2 separate regions of the Homo sapiens genome follow, and region 1 is linked to region 2. A link is a contact called in ENCODE Hi-C or POLR2A ChIA-PET data. All regions are on one chromosome and are shown on one strand. The core of a region is the stretch at or near the end of the contact, and the rest is flanking DNA. Distances in the headings are between cores, read along the strand shown. Region 1 overlaps CPM (carboxypeptidase M). Region 2 has its middle 45 kb from the start of TODL.

The links. Hi-C counts contacts between places; a loop is a spot of excess contacts on that map. ChIA-PET counts read pairs that join two places held with the same protein, here RNA polymerase II (POLR2A). Pooled maps may share reads with other maps.
Region 1: a map of pancreas shows a loop between it and region 2 (2.3-fold over the local background). The contact joins two enhancer-like sites. A Hi-C loop is called at or near these places in 5 of 168 maps with a recorded cell type or tissue (HCT116, MCF 10A, dorsolateral prefrontal cortex and 2 more) and 7 of 50 pooled maps. POLR2A ChIA-PET finds 5 or more read pairs at or near these places in 2 of 52 experiments (GM12878 and MCF 10A).

What each region holds. Positions count from the first base shown.
Region 1 is chr12:68,898,003-68,904,253 of GRCh38, reverse strand. The region is part of intron 2 of CPM (carboxypeptidase M); the gene reads left to right. Among named protein-coding and RNA genes, the nearest start is that of CPM, 32 kb to the left of the region's middle. Within about 2 kb of position 4,898, at least 5 of the 41 ENCODE cell types and tissues checked have a DNase peak (open chromatin) inside an H3K27ac peak, as active enhancers do.
Region 2 is chr12:69,049,658-69,056,101 of GRCh38, reverse strand. No RefSeq gene overlaps it. Among named protein-coding and RNA genes, the nearest start is that of TODL, 45 kb to the right of the region's middle. RefSeq lists an enhancer at 1,934-2,531. Within about 2 kb of position 2,946, at least 8 of the 41 ENCODE cell types and tissues checked have a DNase peak (open chromatin) inside an H3K27ac peak, as active enhancers do.

The DNA.
Region 1 (6,251 bases), core at 3,649-6,148, 150 kb after region 2:
ATTATTTGGACTTTCTACCAAGGTTTCTGTGCCATAGCCTATGGAAAAGTAGATTCCTTTCAAGAGACCTGACTTGCCAAGCATGGTGGTTCACACCTGTAATCCCAGTGCTTTCAGGGGCCAAGGCGGTGGGATCACTTGAAACCAGGAGTTTAGGACCAGCCTGGGCAACAAAGTGAGACCCCCATCTCTACAAAACATTAGCCAGGTATAGTGGCGCATGCCTGTGGTCCCAGCTACATGGGAGGGCAAGGCGGGAGGATCACCTGAGCCCAGGAGTTCCAGGCTGCAGTGAGCCACGTTCACACCACTGCATTCCAGCCTGGGCAACAGAGCAAGACCCAGTCAAAAGAAAGAAAGAAAGAAAGAAAGAATGAGAGAAAGGGAGGGAGGGAAGAAGGGAGGGAGGGACGGAGGGACGGACGGCGGGACGGACAGAGGGAAGGAGAGACAGAGGGAGGGAGGCCTGACTTGTATATTTATGTGCACGAAATCCGTTCTAGGCCTCTGAATATGGCACCTGGCCCACTCTTTCTTGAGAACAGTTTGCCAGTGAGCAATGTGCCTCATGTCCTTTGTGAAACTGGCAGAGCATAAATTATTAATTTAAAATACACAAACTAAGATCAAGATAAGATGTGCTTTAATGAACGGGTAAACTCAAATGGCTTATTAACACCTTCATTTCCTCATGCTGCTTCTGAAATGGGCATTTCTCAACTTACATTTTAAGGTAGGAGCTGATCTGAGATGCAAGTTAATTATACAGTTTGTCGAAGCCAAAGAGTTGGGTTTGGGAGATTTTCTGACCTGAAAATGTTCAGTGGCGGTGCCCATGTAATCTTGGGCCTACTCTGACAGACAGTTCAGAGCCTTAACATTCAGTGTTGGTCCTTTGGATATATTGAACATAAGCTACAGTTTACGGGTATGAGAGGACATTATTGACTGAGACTTCAATAGTTCCAAAGGGGGAAAAAAAGAGAAAGATGGCTTTTTTAAAGCTACTGTCTTCAGCTCAGGAAAAAACATGTGATCAGCCGACTGTAAATGCACAGCTTGAGAAATTTAGCAATTCCCAAAATAGGTTCAAGTTTCTTTGTGAGCATGTAGGCCTACTTGCAGGTAACATTGACTTTGTTAACAACGTTTGTTAACAATAACATTGTAGGCAGTTAATGTCTCAGAGCTCTTATAGATACAAAAGAAAATAAACTTACAACTTCCAGAAAGCATCTTCTCATTGATGAGTCTAAATAATGCTCATCTATTGGAGAAGCAACTTGTTAATAGTGACTTTTTGTCACTTTTGTAGAGTGGGGAGAGGGACATGGGAGATGAAGCTCTTACTTTATTTGGGAAGTGAGATGTCTCAAGTTCTTTATTCTAAAAAAGGTAAACATCAGTTGCCTCTGAGGTAGTAATAGAAGAAGGTCTGTTTTACTTTGGAGGAACATTAACCTTAGAGTAAAACAAACGAAAACACAGTTCAAAGCCCAGGCTGTCTGAGCCCATCTCGTCATTTGTAAAATGAGGATAATAATACCTGCCTTACTTATCTCATGGTGTTTCTGTTGAGGATTAAATGATAAAGCACTTTGGAAATTATGTAAAATATCTGTATTTTAAGCAGGTATGATTTCCCGAAATCCTTGAGTTTTTCCTCTGATTCCATGATTATGACATCACTTAAATATGCCACCCCTCTGCTATCCTAATACCCCAAATCTCAGTGAAACACTGGAAAAGTCCGAAACCAATAGAGATTTCTAAAGCAGATCCCCTTATTATGCCCCTCAATTAGTGATCATTGTTAGTGGGTCTGCTCAGAGCATCATTGCCAAGTGCTTTGATAAGCTGAAGAAATCTGTTGATAATTTCTTGAGGCATGGTATTTCAGTGTGTGGAATACTTGGGTACTAGTTCTTGGGAGTTTTTTAAAGTAAAATACTTATATTTGTGTTGACTTTGCAACAGCAGGTACAGCAAATTTCACATGGTACCTTGCTACAGAAATTAATTAGTACCACTCATGGTTTAAATTATGTAGAATGATAGTATGCTCATATTCTTCTTGGCTGTCTTAAAAATGAATAGAAACAAAAAGGTAAACAAAGCTCATATTTACCTCTCCTTGGAAAGAGGTTGAGTGATTGTCATGTAGCTTCTCATTTATCAAGTATGTGTTATGATTTCGTTAAAGGATAAATTGAAAGGATTCTTAAAGCAACAAAGGTTTGGTCCTGCATTGATGCATATTAAGTAAAGTAGAGCTCCTCAGTTGGCATTCCCAGGCTGGGTGACACAGAGGTGCCTCTTTCTGATACTCTCCTTCCCAGCTCCTGTGCCATCCCCTCCCCTCTCCCCTTCTCTCTCCTCTCTCCCCTTCTTCTCCTGTAATACTTCTGCTACTTGCTCTGTTCTACCCAGAGACTGAAGGAAGTGAGTGGTGATCTAATTGAGACTGAATAAGTCCGAACATTTATTTTCCTTCCCCTTCACTCCATCCAAAGTCCAATCCTGAGGAAGACATGGAGGTTATGATTAAACTTGCCCAACACTCAAACTTTACTGACTGCTTATTCTTATGTTAATCACTTGGCCTTTGCTAGATTAATGACTGAGTGACCAGAAGTCTCAATGATCCCATAAATCGTATGATTTTAAACTATTTGTGTAGCTTTTGCTAGTTGTAATAAAAATTTTCACATGATTTTTTTTCCAAATAGAGAGGTTTAATAAAGCTAATGTGCTTGACCAGGTTTTGGAGAGTTTACATACTAATTTCTTAACCCCTTTCTAATATGGTTAGTATAGCTCTGTGTTTTCATCAGAGAGAAGCAGACTGTGAATTCCTCACCTTGGGGCTTCCATTCTCCCTCCAGGTGGCCTCACCTTTCAGGTGAACAACCTGACCTCTCTGGCTCCTAAATCCCACCCTTACAAGCCGCAGGAGCCGGTGCATGGGGGCATAGTTTCTTACCTTTACCTTTTTCAAACCTTTCCCTCCTCACCAGCTTTTTTTTAAGACTTTATTTTCTTAGAGCAGTTTTAGAGCAAATTTGCTGTACCTACTGTGGCAAAGTCAATACAAATATAAATATTTACTTAAAACCCAAGAACCAGTACCCAAAAGCAAAATTATCTAAAGCAAAATTGAGAGGAAGGTACAGAGATTTCCCACATACCCCTTGTCCCTATCCCCACACGCGCATAGCCTCTCCCATGATCAATATCCCCCACCAGAGTGGTACATTTGTTACAACTAATAAACCTACACTGAAGTAGGGGTTTGGACAAATGTATAATGACATTGTAGTATCATACAGAGGAGTTTCACTGCCCTAAATACCCTATGTGCCATCTTTTCATCCTTCCCTCCTCACTAGCCTTTGGCAACCACTGATCTTTTTATTGTCTCCATAATTTCGCCTGTTTCAAAATGTCATATGCTTGGACTCATATAGTATAGCCTTTTCAGATTGGCTTCTTTTACTTAGTAATATGCATTTAAGTTTCCTCCATGTATCTTCATGGCTTGATAGATCATTTCTTTTCAACACTGACTCGTATTCCATTGTCTGAGTGTACCACAGGTTATTTATCCCCTCACCTACTGAAGGACCTCTTGGTTCCTTTCAAGTTTTGGCAATGATAAATAAAAATGTAAATAGCTGTATAATTTTTATATGGACGTAAGTTTTCAGTTTATTTTGTTAAATAACAAGGAGCTTGTTTGCTGGATCATATGGCAAGAGTAGGTTTAGTTTTGTAAGACACTTGCAAACTGCTTTCCAAATTGGCCATTTTGCATTCCCACCAGCAATGAATGAGAGTTCCTGTTGCTCCACATCCTCGCCAGTATTTGGTGTTGTCAGTGTTCTGAATTTTTGCCATTCTAATAGGAATGCATTGATATCTCATTGTTGTTTTAATTTGCCTTTCCCTGATGACATATGATGTGACATATGATGACATCTTTTCATATGCTTATTTGCCCTCTGTTTATCTTCTTTGGTGAAATGCCTGCTGTTTCCATCTTTTGTCCATTTTTTAATTGAGTTGTTTATTTTCTTATTGTTGGGTTTTCAGAATTCTTTCTGTATTTTGGATAACTCTTTCATCAGACATGTCTTTTGCAAACATTTTCTCCAAGTCTGTGGCTTACCTTTTCATTCTCTTGATCCCTCCAGCTTTTTATTTAGAAAATTTTCAGTCCTATAGAAAAAAATACAAAAATAGTAAAATAAGCACTCACACATTATTCATATACATCCACCAGTTGTTAATATTTTGCCACATTTGCTTTATCTCTCTCATGAGCTCCATCTGTTGATTTTACTGAACCATTAGAAGTGATAAATGGCATGTCACATCATCCCAAAAAACACCAATATGCATCTCCTAAGCATGACTTCTTACTGCCTAATCATGACACATCATTATTAAACTAAAAATAATAACTCAGTAATATCCAACAACATACTGCATTTTTAAAGTTCTCCAGTAGTTCCCAGAATCAAATCAAGCAAGGCTCACCCATCGTCTACAGTCTCACAATCTAGGACAGTTCCCCTGCCTTTTTTTGGCATTGACCGATTCATATTGAACCAATTTTATGTCATTGGTTGATTCCTAATGAACCATTTCCTTGTCTACAAGCTCTTGGCTTGCCCTCTTACAGTGATGAGTTGGAGTCTCTCCATGACAGCACCAGACTGGAAATTCTTAACATGCTTTCCAGGCTCATTAACATTGAGATAGTCAAAATCTACACGATGTCCTCAATAATTTTGAGAACAGGCCATGAAAGAAAATGTTGTGAAAAATGTGTTTATGGTTAATGATTCAACACAGTTAACAGAGGTGACTTGGCTTTCTGCCCTGCCCTCATGGCAACATGCGGCTTCCCAGTTCAGCACTGTCCTCTGCTGTTAGGGCCTGGGAATTCTGAATGAGATTCAGTCCTTGGAGTTGAAAAAGTAATTTACCTGATGCTTGGTGGTGTGAATGTTTGTGACAGTTTTTGTGCTAATACATTTTGAAGGACATGTTCTCTCAAAATAGCCCCTTCCACTTTCTGAATCCACACTCCAGTTTTCTTTTTAACTTCAGTGAGTGGTAGTCTATTTGACCTGATGTGCAGATCTTCTGGCACATACATTTCTGCTGTCTCTTGGCATAACAAATTGGCAGTCTATCCCTATGTTATGTACACTGTTTATATTGAAAATTTGTCTTTAATTGGTCTGATACTACATCATCTGCTAGGGCCAGTAGTTTGTCATCAGCCAATTTGTACACCTGAGGCCCTCAAACAAACACGTGCTTACAATGTTTCTGGCACTATTTTTAAAGCTTGTAAGAATTAAATGAGATAGCACAACAACCCCATGAGGGTAAGTACCGTTAATCCCATAATATGGATGAGGAAACTGATTCATTTAGAGGGATTAAGCAATTTGCCCAATACCACATGGCTAGTAAGTGACAGAGCTGGGTTTTAGCTCTGACACTTTGATTCTGGAACCTGCACATTTCATCATTATGTCAGATGCCCTGAAGAGGATACTGTATATCATCTCATCTCACATGCTGTGTTCAGGCAGGTGACGTGCTGCTCAATGCTGGTTTTGATGTCTTTACTAAACTACTGATCTATTTTTGAGATTTAAATCTCAAAACAGTGATACTAGTGAGAAGTAGTCCACCTTTGTTAATCCACCAAATGTTCCGGTTAGGGAACCTAATTTTGGTAACTTCAAGGCCTCTCCTGCTATTGGGAGCTAAGCATCCTTCACTCTGGACTCTCACTTGCTTCACTTTAGAATGAGAGCTTTTTAGGGTAAAACTCAGGAAGTAGGATGACTGAAAGAAAAGCCTTTCTTCTCCACAGTAGCTTATGGGGAAACTAGTAAATTAATTGCCATTATTCCTTGCCACTAAAGGATGAGTTCTTATGGTAGCAATAAATAGACAATAGGGCTGTGCAGACCTCCAACAAACTGTCTTTTCTGGGGTCAAAAGGGGTCTGAATTAACCTCTTCTTAAATTACAGCTCTGTGACACCTGCAGGCACTCATAACAAATAAGAACACCAGGCCAGGCACAGTGGCTCATGCCCGTAATCCTAACATCTTGGGAGGCTGAGGTGGGTGGATTGCTTGAGCTCAGGATTTCAAGACCAGCCTAGACAGCATGGCAAAACCCCATCTCTACAAAAAAAAAAAAAAAATACACAAATTAGCCAG
Region 2 (6,444 bases), core at 1,697-4,196:
GGACCCAGCCTCATGTTCAAAGGGCTCCCATGTAGAGTCAGAACATATTTATTGAGCACCTACTTAGTGCCAGGCATTGTGCCAGGCTCTGGAAACACAGTCACGTGCAAGATGGGTTTTTGTCCTCAGAGATCTCACAGTCTAAGAAAAGGAAGCAGGTTCTTACAACAGTGATTATGAAAGTGCTAAGTGCCTCAGGACCACGTGAGAGGGAGCACCCAGGAATAGAGCTGCATCCTACTCTTTTCTCTATTTCTTTCAGAGAAGTTGCCCTTTGATTGGGCAATATTGGTATTCCAGCCTGTGGACATAGGAAGACGGCAAATAGGAAATGATGGTCAATTATATTCAATGTCATCCACATACATTTCGCTCCTCAGCACTGCCTTTGCTGCAGTAACAGACTTTTTCACTTTGGGAAAGTAGGCAGAGTCCAATGTCACTCAATAATCCAGTGACCGGCACTCTTCCTGGTGGCAGGCCTTCTCAAACACCCCTCAATTCTGAGGATGTAAACAGTCAAAAGGCCAGGGGATGTGGCCAAATGTAATATTGTGTTAATGTGAGACTTACAAAGCCTCAGTCCTCATGTGTGTCATCATCTGGACTGTGCATTTTGAACTCTGGATGCTTCTGATTGTGAGCCAAAAAGAGCCACTTAGGAACGTCAACTGTCCATAGAGGGGACTTTCCATTTGATTTTGGTCTTTGTGAGCAATGATTAAGTCTTGCTCCATCTTCCATTGTCTTCCATACAACACAGCCTTAGTTTAAGTTCTTCCAAAGCAGACCTTGAGATGTGGATTCATGGGCAAGGGATGTATAGAGAAAGTGGCCTGTGAGGAGGCCGGGGTGGGGCAGGGGGGAGTTTGAGAAGCAGGACAGGGATGAGAAGGATCTGAGCGAAGGCACGATATCAGGCAAAGTCCCAGCTCCCGCCTGCTCCTGCAGGAGAGCAGCTCAGGAGAATGAATTATGCCTTAGAGCTTGTCCCAACTGGAGGCCAGGCAGTTGGTCTTTCATACATCCACACCAATCACTCATTGACTAAGGGCCACCCCAAGGAAACATACATTCCTAGGTATGCAGACAGTTTTCTGTGTGTGGGAAAAATGGCTCTGGTACCCTAGGGCAGGGCTCAAGGTGAGTTGCCGTTGCAGGCCATTTAGAAGTACAGGCACACAGAAGTCCAACAGGAGCACAGACTCCTACAGGGGATCCAAGGAGATCTGGGCAGAACACAGCGTTGCTGCACCCACCAGCATGCTGCATGCTCTCTCTGCCTGGTAAACACGCTTCTCATTGACAACTGGGAGGGTTACTTATAGCCAGAAAGAAGTGATAAAGACATATTAAAAGATTTTTTATGATATATACCATACATGTCATACTTTTTAAGCGATACATGTAAGTTTTAGAAGAAAAGAGGATTCCAGTTTATTTTACTGACACTATCAGATTAGGTGTCAGGAAAGGTGATTGCTACCTCTGTTGCTATCGCTAACCAGCTGTGTGACCTTTGACAACACAATTTGTTGCAATTCAGTAACCGTTTACAGATCTCCTGTGTTTCTGGGCTGCAACTCACAGTACCTACAATGGTGTCTTTCAGTGTACAGGCTAAAAACAGATGAGGCTCCAGTACATAAGTGCATGAAGAGCAGTGGAAACGTGCAAGAGAAAAGTAAACCAGAGAAGGAAATCTTGGTGGGAGGGATTTAGGAGAGGAGTTTTGGAGGAAGTTACATATGAGCTGGGTCTCAGAGGGTGAGCGGGGTGTTGATACGTAGAAAGAGGGAGAATGTTCCCAACCGAGCAAAGGCAAGGAGGTGAGAAAGGAGCATATCAGGCTATTCAAGTCGACCGACCAGAGCAACCTTGTAGGGGTCATTTGGAAAAACAACCTGGGAAAAGAACTTCAGGGTCAGATTTTGGGGCCTTGAATATCCAGTTGGGATGTTTATATTTAAGATGTTAAGTCAAAAACTAAAAGTTTTTGAGAAAGAGAACTATATGGTTTAAACTCACTCTTGGTCATTTCCTCAAGGCCACGCACAGTGGTGGAGTGTCTAGGAGGGTCAGAGAGGAGGGTCTCCCACATCAGCCCGTGTCGAACCATCTGCCATGACTACCCAGGCCATGGGAAGAAACTGAAATCTTGTGCCACATTGTTCTCTCCAGAGGTGAGCTTCTCCATGGGGTCATAGTGCTGTCTGCCTCGTGGCCTTGTACTGTGGCCAGTTTAATCCAGTATAGATGTTTTATTAACATCTCAAAGAAGGAAGGGGCTTGGCATTCCTAACCTTCTCCTTTGAATCTCCTTGGCTTTTGTGCCAGTTTGCAATTTATTTGCAGCAACATCTGGGCCCTTTGCTAAAAGGGGCTAAGCAGATGGATCTTCCTAAGACAAAGATCTGTCAGTGCAAGGTAACTGGATATCTCCACAGCAAGAAAGAGGAATAATACTGATTAAAATACAGTTCAATGTCTACTTTTCATGGCAGTTTCACTTAAAAGAAATGGGAGAGAAAAATGAACGTTCCCCCACGTTGGGCACCATGTGCTGCATATAGTTGAGCCACCTAGAAATTTTCCAATGTGCAGTGATTTATGTCAATACTGGGAAAATTTAAACTCCAGGACAGACTTACCACAACTAACTAGGAGTTAGACACCTAAGAAGCTAGCAGGAAAGCAAGTCCTCCAGGCCGTCCATGCTGAATGAGCTGGAAAAAATCAAAGCTGCTTCACATTAAGGGTTGCCTAGCCTCAAAACAGATCTGTAAGGACCTCACACGGCACAAATCACATGCAGTGATTTGGTGGCAGTTCATACACAGCACCTATTATGGTGGCAACCCCTCTGCCATCGGTTGAAATTCTTGACCCAGATGCCAGACATACTGAGTCACCTGGAATCCCCCTGCCCTCCACACCTCCCACTGCTGGCTGCATAAATATGTATGTGTGGTTACGAGAGCTGATTTAAGTAATTTGCCTCTAGCGGGTGGTTTGTACCACATGTAGGAGAAAACAATCTACCAACATGTATAAAATTAACCTTTTAAATTCTGTCTGGGGACAAAAAGGATTTTGTCTGTTTGTTGATCTATTCTTTACTTGGAAATGAATGACATAACAGAGAAACTGGTAAAACTGTACTGTTTGCCTTTCAGATTATTTCTGGCAGGTAACCTTGCCTTCACTGGATGGAACATAGCAGCAATGTGAAATTTTAAACCTTTTGAAAAATACAAGGTCATAAACATAAGAGAAAGTCTGAAATTTGCAGTTGGAGTCTGGCTCCAAAAGAGGTTTGCAAAACATCAAAGATGACAAAGCTCTGAGTCGCAGGACATTCTTGGCCTCACTGATGAAAAACAGCTTGTATAGCACGCATGTTTTGCCACATTTTCTACTCTTTTGCATCCTCGACTATTGTTTATGAGTAAAACCCCCAAACTTAGCCTGAAATATAAAAACCTTGAAAATCCGACCCAAATCCATTTTCTAGCTTTCACTTCCACCTCACCCTCCTTAAAATCAACACCCCAATTTCATAGGATTATCCATTGTTCTTTGTATATAACATAGTCTCGCACCTCAATATTGTTCACGGGATGTTTTCTCTATTCAAGAGGCTCTTGCTATCTTCTTAACCTGACAAAACTCAGCTCAAAAGTCGTCTTTTACCAAAGGCTTTAAAACAGATCACTCCCGTTTTTGTGCACCTATAACACTTAGCACTTAATTAAAAAACTTTTTTTTGGCCGGGCGCGGTGGCTCATGCCTGTAATCCCAGCGCTTTGGGAGGCTGAGGCGGGTGGATCACGAGGTCAGGAGATTGAGACCCATCCTGGCTAACCCGGTGAAACCCCGTCTCTATTAAAAAAAAAATACAGAAAATTAGCCGGGCATGGTGGCAGGCACCTGTAGTCCCAGCTACTCAGGAGGCTGGGGCAGGAGAATGACATGAACCCAGGAGGCAGAGCTTGCAGTGAGCCGAGATTGCACTATTGCACTCCAGCCTGGGCAACAGAGCAAGACTCTGTCTCAGAAAAAAAAATTATTTCCTAGGTTTTAGGGAACAGGTGGTATTTGGTTACATGAGTAAGTTTATTGGCGGTGATTTGTGAGATTTTTGTGCACCCATCACCTGCACAGTACACACTGAACCCTATTTGCAGTCTTTTATTCCTCAACCCTTTTCCACCCTTTTCCCACTGAGTCTCCAAAGTCTATTGTGTCATTCTTATGCCTTTGCATCCTCATAGCTTAGCTCCCACTTATGAGTGAGAACATACAATGTTTGGTTTTCCGTTCTTGAACTATTTCACTTAAAATAATAGTTTCCAATCCCATCCAGGTTGCTGTGAATGCCATTAATTCATTCCCTTTTATGGCTGAGTAGTATTCCATCGTGTATATATATGCCACAGTTTCTTTATCACTCACTGATTGATGGACATTTGGATTGGTTCCATGATTTTGCAGTTGTGAGTTGTGCTGCTATAAACATGTGTGCACAAGTATCTTTTTCATATAATGACTTCTTTTCCTCTGGGTAGATACACAGTAGTGGGATTGCTGGGTCAAATGGTAGTTCTACTTTTAGTTCTTTAAGGAATGTTCACACTATTTTCCATAGTGGTTGTACTAGTTTACATTCCCACCCACAGTGTAGAAAATGTAACCTGTTCATCGCATCCATGTCAATATCTATTTTTTTTTATTAAGGCCATTTTTTGCAGGAGTAAGGTGGTACTGCATTGTGGTTTTGATTTGCGTTTCCCTGATCATTAGTGATGTTGAGCATTTTTTCATGTGTTTGTTGGCCATTTGTATATCTTCTTTTGAGAATTGTCTATTCATGTCCTTAGCCCACTTTTTGATGGGACTGTTTGTTTTTTTCTTGCTAATTTGTTTAAGTTCATTGTAGATTCCGGATATTAGTCCTTTGTCAGATGTATAGATTGTGAAGATGTTTTCCCACTCTGTGGGTTGTCTGTTTACTCTGCTGACTGTTCCTTTTGCCATGCAAAAACTCTTCAGTTTAATTAAGTCCCAGACATTTATCTTTGTTTTTATTGCATTTGCTTTTGGGTTCTTGGTCATGAAATCCTTGCCTAAGCCAATGTCTAGAAGGTTTTTTTCAATGTTATCTTCTAGAATTTTTATAGTTTCAGGTCTTAGATTTAAGTCCTTGATCCGTCTTGAGTTGGTTTTTGTATAAACTGAGAGGTGAGGATCCAGTTCCATTCTCCTACATGTGGCTTGCCAATGATCCCAGGACCATTTGTTGAATAGGGTGTTCTTTCCCCACTTTATGTTTTTGTTTGCTTTGTTGAAGATCAGTTGGCTATAAGTATTTGGGTTTATTTCTGGGTTCTCTATTCTGTTCCATTGGTCTATGTGCCTATTTTTATATCATGACCATGCTCTTTTGATGACTATGGCCTTATAGTATAGTTTGAAATCAGGTAATGTGATGCCTTCAGATTTGTTCCTTTTGCTTAGTCTTGCTTTGGCTATGTGGGCTCTTTTTTGGTTCCATATGAATTTTAGAATTTTTTTTTCCAGTTCTGTGAAGAATGATGGTGGTATTTTAATGGGAATTGCATTGAATTTGTAGATTGCTTTTGGCAGTATGGTCATTTTCACAATATTGATTCTACCCATCTGTGAGTATGGGATGTGTTTCCATTTGTTTGTGTCATCTATGATTTCTTTCAGTAGTGTTTTGTAGTTTTCCTTGCAGAGGTCTTTCACCTCCTCAGTTAGGTATATTCCTAAGTATTTTATTTTTTGCAGTTATTGTAAAAGGAGTTTGATTTGATTCTCAGCTTGGTTGCTGTTGGTGTACAGGAGAGCTACTGATTTGTGTACATTAATTTTGTACCTGGAAAATTTGCTGAATTATTTTATCAGTTATAGGAGCTTTTTAGAGGAGTCTAGGGTTTTTTATATATACAATCATAGCATCAGCAAACAGTGACAGTTTGACTTCCTCTTTACCAATTTAGATGCCTTTTATTTCTTTCTCTTGTGTAATTGCTCTGGCTAAGACTTCCAGCACTATGTTGAATTAGAAGTGGTGAAAGTGGACATCCTTGCCTTGTTCCAGTTCTCAGAGGAAATGCTTTCAACTTTTCCCCATTCAGTGTTATGTTGGCTGTGGGTTTGTCATAGATGGCTTTTATTATACTGAGGTATGTCCCTTGTACGCCGATTTTGCTGAGAGTTTTAATCTGAAAGGATGCTGGATTTTGTCAAATGTTTCTTCTGCATCTATTGAGGTGATCAGGTATACTATTTTATCACATGGTATTGTGATTATTTGCTCACTCATCTATTGCTATCTCCTCTATGAGATTTGAGCTCCTTCAGGGAAAAACACTATCTGTTTCTCTACATCTGCCCTGAGCCTAACAATGCCTGAAACAT